Regions from separate parts of the Mus musculus genome. Here all the other regions are linked to region 1. A link is a loop called in an ENCODE intact Hi-C map of the cell type or tissue named here. Cell type or tissue: heart. All regions are shown on one strand.

Evidence for each region. Peaks named below come from ENCODE experiments on the same cell type or tissue, not always from the same donor. Only the 100,000 strongest peaks of a DNase experiment are listed, where the experiment ranks them.
Region 2: it touches region 1 in a loop (6-fold over the local background); 40 of 42 quality-filtered maps call a loop at or near these places.
Region 3: a loop joins it to region 1, with 2.7 times the contacts of the local background. A loop is called at or near these places in 9 of 42 quality-filtered maps.

Annotation. Positions count from the first base shown.
Region 1 is chr15:12,576,216-12,578,715 of GRCm38, reverse strand. The region is part of intron 3 of Pdzd2 (PDZ domain containing 2); the gene reads left to right. Among named protein-coding and RNA genes, the nearest start is that of Gm41273, 74 kb to the left of the region's middle. In heart, CTCF peaks have their summits at 286 (motif pointing left) and 1,498 (motif pointing right); a DNase peak (open chromatin) is centred at 1,225; H3K4me3 peaks cover 330 bases; H3K27ac peaks cover 579 bases.
Region 2 is chr15:12,370,198-12,372,697 of GRCm38, reverse strand. Pdzd2 (PDZ domain containing 2) reads left to right here. Exons shown (of 26, transcript NM_001081064.2): 21 at 1-251; 22 at 992-1,109. Among named protein-coding and RNA genes, the nearest start is that of Golph3, 50 kb to the right of the region's middle. In heart, a CTCF peak has its summit at 1,385 (motif pointing left); a DNase peak (open chromatin) is centred at 1,267; H3K27ac peaks cover 456 bases.
Region 3 is chr15:12,273,527-12,276,026 of GRCm38, reverse strand. No RefSeq gene overlaps it. Among named protein-coding and RNA genes, the nearest start is that of Gm52210, 46 kb to the left of the region's middle. In heart, a CTCF peak has its summit at 1,482 (motif pointing left); no DNase peak of the experiment used is centred here.

The sequences.
Region 1 (2,500 bases):
ACAAGTGTGAATGACTGGATTCTGGCAGCCACAGGGGGATCTTGGAGGGCCTGAGCTGTAGATGAGATGGTTTGGCAGCCCCAGCCAGCATCCCTTGCCAGCCTTATGCCCTGCTGAGCAGAGCCAGTCTACCCTGTGACTTGATTTCTCCCCTAAGAACCACAGCAAGGGCTGCAGAGATGGCTCCGCAGATGTTCTCTCCCAGAGAATCCAAGTTCAATCCCTACCGCTTACAGGGAGACTCACAACCATCTATAACTCCAGTCCCAGGGATCCAGCGCCCTCTACTGGCCTCTGAGGCTACAAGGCATGTGTGCAAACAAAGCATCCATGTACAGAATAAAAACCATATTGAACACATGAATGATGGGTGTCTCCCCAAAGCCTCTGCATGCGCGGCATTTGTTACACAGTGAGAGAAAAGAGTGACCTGGTCAGTAATAATTCCCTCCTAGTCTCTACTCACTGTTCTCCATGCGGGAATCACACCTTCCTCGTGATTGCATCTCCCTGAGAATGAGATCTGTTCTGGTGGGGTTTCTGTAGCTGCTGTAAGGGCTGCCCCCCCCCCGGGGGGGGGGTAGAGAAGGTGGATAATGCTGACAGCTCAGCATCAGCATATGAAGCTCTGGTTTAGACCTTGGCTCAACCTTGCTAAGCTTTGGATCACACTTTCAAATGGAAATAAGCCTGGGGTGGGGGGGAACCGCTAAACATGTAGACATTGTTGCCAGTAGGTCCTTGTGAAGATAAGGCCGATACAGGACGGACCCTATGGGAGGCTGAGGGGATTAGATGAAGTGATGTTTAGGAGTTCATGAACAGTGGTGCATGGTACCCTCTAGAAACAGTGGCTCATGCATAGTAGAAAAACATTCTTTGAAGCACTAGTCCCCTTCTTGCGTGAAGTGCTGGGTATTCTAACTTGTTTTGTACCTCGGGGTTCTGGCCCTTTCTCCTTCCACCTCCAAATCCCCATCCCAACCTCTACCTATCGGCCATTCCACATGTGATCGATAACCTCAATCCTGATCCTGCCTGGAGGCTTGATTGACAGCTGGATTGGTCTCCTGGGAGTTTAAGTTGAGCGGATAAGGCCAGGCTGCTCAGCGGTGTAAACAGACTGAAAGGTCTCATGGAATCAGGTCCCAGAAGCCGCTGGAGCAAAGCACACAGTTGTCACAGGAGAGAGAAAGCCAGCTCATTCAGAGGGACACAGCTTAGGCATGCAGCCTGGGACGGTTCCCAGGAGGACAGGGGAGGCACCACCAGTTCCCACCATGCCCAGCTGCAGTGTTCCTTGATATTTCCTCGTCCTCGTAAAGGATGTTTTGCCAACAGATTAACCCCGGTCAGAGGTCCACTGTGGAGACAGACAGAGCTGGTTCTCATCCACCGAGGGACGCCATGCCCAAGTACTGACTCCACATAAACACAAAAGAAAATTAAATTGCCTTTTCTTTGGACTTTTTCCAGAATCTGTCAGGACAGTTAAATTCCCAGTGGCCTCTGGAGGGCACTGTTTAATTAAGTTTATTTTGTGATGGCACGCAGGGCAAGAAATGTGGTAAGAAATGTGCTGTAAGGTGCTGCCTACCATTTGGTGAGACCCTACAATAGCACCTAGTGCTAGCCAGGTGAAGAGGCGGTTCTGTGGCTGTTACACATTAAACAATGGCAGTCTTAGTCGTCTCTTGGCTGTCTGGCATGTGTAGATTGCTTTTTAGAAAAGGTTGTTCTTGTTTCTTCTGGTGTGTTTTAACAGGTGCTGAACAAAACGAAAGCTTTTTCTTTCTTTTAGTTTCAATGAATGGAGAGACCCGGGGTTACAGCTTGTGAAAGGAAGCGGTTCAAATTCAGTTGGCCTTCAGTTACTCGGCGAAGGGAGACATAATTCTTATGATTTGGGGACATGTATTCCTTTTTAATTAGAAAGACAGAAAATAATGGAGCATGGGTGTAAACAGAAAGGAGAGGTGTTGAAAAAGTGTCTGGTTCATATGGGATAATTACCTGAACACACACATACACACACACACACACACACACACATACACACACACACACACACACACACACACACACCCCACAGCTTAGAAGGTGAGGTGACTCCTGCCTCATACATTCAGTTCTTCAGGCTATTGTGTTGGTTTCCAATTGGGCCAGAGCAAAGGGGGAAAGAGCTTTTTCTATCTGTTCACTGCCACCACGGTGGGAAGGCAGGAGTGAGGGTCCCTGGCAGTCTTAAGTGACAGTTCTTCACTAAGCCTGAAATAACCAGCTCTCTCTTTCCCTCCCTCCATTCCTCTTCCTCTCAGACTCTCTCTCCTCTCTCTCTCTCTCTCTCTCTCTCTCTCTCTCTCTCTTTCTTTCTTTCTTTCATAATATATTTGAGTAAAAAACCCTGCTTGCAGTTTGATGCAAGGTTTGCTGGCCAGCAAGCCTCTGGATCCTCCTGTGTCTGCCTGCCCATCACTACTAGGATTCGAGACGCATGCTG
Region 2 (2,500 bases), 210 kb after region 1:
GGGGCTGTGCTCTTTAGAACCCAACTGGAGATAACCCCCAGAAGGTCGCAAGGCTCCCCAGCTACCTCTCCAGCCAGCTCTCCAGCTAGAGGCCACGCGGATGTCAATGGATCAGCCTTCCTTTCGTGTCCTGTGAATGGTGGCAACAGAGTCTACCCCAAAGGAAACAGCTCTCCAACAGTGCCCACTGGATCCAGGGAATGGGGTGAATCTCTGCGGGCCATGCCTTCTGGGAAAAGCTGGTCAGTGAAGTAAGTACCTACCTAAACAAACAGGCTGATTTCCATTGGGAACACTTCCAGGTTTATAAAACAGTTGCAAAGGTAATGAGGGGAGTCCCGAGCTACCTCTCCTCAGCTCCTCCTAACCACTTGCCTTACACAACCCTGGTCCATGAGTGAGAAATGAGGATTTAACCCCGGACAACGAACCATATGCACAAAGCCACAAACTTCAGATCTTGCTGAGTCGATTCCACCAATGTCCTTTCCGATTCTAGGATCCATCCAGATACCACACACTGCATTTCAGTCAGTATCAGTCCTGGAAGCCACATATGCTTGCCAGTGTGTGGCTCTGAGAACAGGAGTAGCATGGGGAAAGGACCGTGCTTCAGGGAGTCTTTGGGGCCCTAAGAACAGCCAGAGTTAAGCAGGGGACTCTCAATGTTTTAAAATGTTCCGCTGGGGCCTCCAATTTCTAAACATGTCAGAAGTTGTCTGTTACGCTCCTGTACTGGTCCCTAAATATCTTAGAGGGATCTCTAGGCTCATTTCCTACACTGTCAGTGAAAGATACTCATGCTGGCCTCGTAGGATTCTCTAGTAAACTGTGGAGCAGAACCGATGCCCAACAGGAGGCAGAAAGGTGGGAAAATACCCACAGCCTGGCAGGAAGACCTTCCAGACGAATCCTTAGGAAATGGAGAGGCTGTTGTTTGTTTGTTTGTTTGTTTAATCTCTGTCCAATGTTTTTTTTATTTTTTACTTAGTTTGGATCAACTCCTTGCCTCAGTGGGGTACCAGCAGAGATTACAGGCCGTTTTATCATTAGTGGGGTCAAAATCCCCCATCCTCCCTCTCATTCAGGAAGCGAAGGCACAATCAGAGGTGAGTGGGGTGCACAGAATGGAGGGATGTGAGTGCAGTGGAGGAGGGGCAGGTGCTGGGCTCAGTCATTGCTCCATGCACTGCCATGCACTGCCATGCGCGGCTGGCCCTTGCTGGCTGCAGTGGGAAATGTTGGAATGGTGTCACTGAAGCAACCGTTCACCAGCCTTTCTATCCAGGGAGCTCAGAGTTTGCAAAGGAAATGCTGAATGCCAGTGAACCACTGTCCCTTTCCGTGTTGACATAAACTAGCAAGCGGTGCCACCTGCTGGTGAAAAGCTCACATTGTTAGACCCACGCTTACGCCCCAGAGTTTAAGAGCGCCTAAACCCCAGCCTGTAAGGTCAAAGATTCAGAATTTAAATGACCCACATGTGACAGTGAACAGTAGTAATAACAAAGACCATGGGTTCCCATCTAGAATGTTCCTCAGGGAACAGTAAGAAATTGAACCTCGACAGATGAATATTTGTTGAGAGCAAGGCAAATAGGAATGTGTGGTGAGATAATAACATTTACATTACGTTTACAAACATTGTTCCCATAACCCCCACATCCTCCTGGGTACCATTTGAGGTTTCTCAGTTAAGCTGCAGCCTTACCATCTCGTGGGCCAGGATGGTGAGGAGATGGGGTTAGGGTGGAGACTGGAAACAGACACCTATCGGTTCCCGCTCCCTTCAGATTCTCAGCCCACTGGGACAGTCAGGACACGCTTCAAAGAATCAACTGCTTTCATTTGGAGTGAAAGGGACTGTTTATCAGCTTGTACCCTCCTTCAGTGGCAGGCATGTGTCACAGGCCACAGGCTCACTCTAAGACATAGTCTCATTCTTTCCAGGAGGCCTCTTCTCTCCAAAGGAAAAAAAAAAAAAAGCCTCAACCAGACACATACATAAGCTATACATTCTCAAAACTGGAGTGCAGACAGAACGCCAGGCGCTGCTATTAGATCGATTCCCTGAACAAGTATACAGTTCCTGCTTGCATTAGAACTCGGGTTTCTTTTCCTGTCTTTTGTTTTCAGTCGATTTGAGAAAGCAGGGAGTGCAAAGCTAGCCCGATCCTGCTATCTGTGTGCTGCATTTCTCTGCTTTCCCCAGAGAGTATGGTGCACTCAAACCAGAATGGCACAAACCAGTGGCCTGTGGCCTTCCGGTGTACCCTGAAAGATGAAAGGGGACAAAATCCAGCCTGCTTTTCTGACTACCACACACCCAAGCTTTGGAAGGAGCTCCCTGTCCATCAGGCATCCCAATGCTGTGCCAAATTTCTTGGGCAAAATCAAGCCTTATCCTCAGCTGCTGGCACACTTGTTTTCCCAAATGCACCCCCCAAATGAATTTAAATAAATGGAAATTTTGATGGCTGTGTGCCTGTTTTAAGATACG
Region 3 (2,500 bases), 300 kb after region 1:
ACATGACAAGAGGGGACCAGAGGAGGAAAAGGTTGAGAACTGTAGTCTAGACAGCAGAAGATAAGCCGAGAGACCAAGAGAATAGAGAAAAGGGGCTGGGGGAGGGGACAACATTCCTTCCTCAACTTCCAAATGACCACCCACATCGACCACTTTCCTCTTTTCTGAATTCCATCATATCCTTCTGGGGTCAGGTAGCTTGGTAAGGCTGGGGCATCTCTTCTTCCTTAAATGACCAATATACTACTGTATGTATTTCCCCTCCTTTGTCTCCAATTATTTCTAGGAGGATTTAAACTTCTTCCTAAATTAGAAACTTCCCGAATACAAAACCTATAGCCAGGCATGGTGGTACATGCCTTTAATGCCAGAACTCCGGAGGCAGAGGTAGGGAGATCTCTGTGAGTTTGAGGCCAGCCTGGTCTACATAGTGAGTTCCAGGTCTGGGAGGGCTTCATAGTGAGACCCTGTCTCAAAAGAAACAAAGGAAATGCCTATCAAATAACACAAGCTTTAACCCGGCTTAGTTTTCCAACTGTCACAAAGTAACCACGGACCATCAGACAGCCATGGCCACTTGGTTACTTTTTCCCACTTCCCTTTTTCTCTTTCTTTTCACTTGCCAGAGATTGAATCCAGGAGCCTTGCAGTGCTAGCTGGGGTATCCTACCACTGAGTTACATCACAAGCCTCTGTGTTCTGTTGTTTTGATGTAAATTTAAGTACAATGAAACACCTGCCCACTCCCCCCAACTCCAGTCAAGGTTGTCCAAGGCTGCCCTGGTTTAGAGCTCAGAAATTTGCCTGCCTCTGCCTCCCAAGTGTTGGGATGATTAAAGGCATGCGCCACCACGCCCAGCCTATTTATTTATTATATGTAAGTACACTGTAGCTGTCTATCTTCAGAAGATGACATCAGATGTCATTGCAGATGGTTGTGAGCCACCATGTTGTTGCTGGGATTTGAACTCAGGACCTTCAGAAGAGCAGCCAGTGCTCTTAACGGCTGAGCCATCTCTCCAGCCCTACTGAGTCCTTTCTTATCCAGCCCTGTCTTCACCTGAATTCTTGGAAGCCTCAGCAGATTCACCTACAAACTGGATCAGTTTGGGCACAGGCTCTTTCATCCCTCTTGGTCAAACAATTGTAAAATCTATCAGGCTCCTGAGGGGTAAGCTGTGGCATGCCTGCATTCTTTCCCTACCCAGGAAAGGCATGCACTGTGCCTGTTTTGCTGGGGTATAGCAAGCACTGCACTCACGATGCTCACACTGCTGTGAAGGTTTTTTTTGGGGGGGGGGGGGTGTTGGTGTTGGTTTTTGTTGGAGGTGGTGGTGGTGGTTTTCAAAATAGGGTTTTTCTGTGTAGCCTTGGCTATCCTGGAACGCTAGACCAGGCTGTCCTCAAACTCTTAAGAGATCTGCCTCCTAAATGGTGGGATCAAAGCTGTGTGCTGCCATCTCCCGGCTGTGAAGAGGGGTTTTTGAATATACCTTCACTTAGGACTCAAAGGCAACAGCTTTTTGTTTTGTAAGACTATAAAGTTTATTTTTATAAGTGGCCAAAAGGCTCATAATTTCCACAACTATACACTTCATACTCTTTAATTACTGAAGACAAGACTATAATCTAAACCACAAAGTAGGCTACCAATGCCTGTTGTTAAAGCATTAAACCACCAATTGAACAAGATACTTTCCTCTTGAATATTTAAATACATGTAAATTGTATGCAAAACACTGGCTGCATTACCCAGGCCAGTCAGGCTTTCAATTTCACTGGTAAACACTAGGATACTTCTCTGGCAAATGGGAATCCAGGCAAACAGGACACTTCTCCTTTCCCTATCCTAGTATTTTTCAGGGTGGTGTATGGCCTTTAGCAAGGGTTGCTGGGAGATTCCTGATAGACCTATGAATTAGTGTCTTCGATGCTATTTATTACAAAGTACCTCCCCTCCTCCTCCCCCAAAAGGGGGGGAGGGATGGTTTATCTTGGCTCACAATTTGAAGGTACAGTCCTCCATGGCAGCAAGCCCATCAGGTGGCTGGACACGAGTGAGCAGTCAGACAGCAGGGATGGCTGGTGCTTAGCTGGCTTTCTCATTTTGTTTGGCCTAGGCTCCACCAGCTCAGGGACTACTATTGCCCAGGCTCAGGGTGTGCCCTCCATTTCAGTTAAACCTCTTAGGAAATGGCGGCACACACAAGCCCTTAAGTGTTGCCTATGTGTACATGTGCACGCGATTCCAGATGCTTGGCTCCAATCTGTCCTGCCCCAAGGATGGCGCTGTAAATATGGACCATAATAACGGTGTAACCATTGCCCTGAACAGCCCCTCTTTGACTACGGATCAGAGGAGCTCAGAAAATGGGCTTTAGTCAGGTTATAGTCTGTCCCACGGAAGGTCAGGAGGAAGCATGAAGCACGGGGCTAGCTCTCAACAGGAACCATCTCCTATTGTCCTTTCTGGACAGGAAACACTCCATTTTATCCCTTC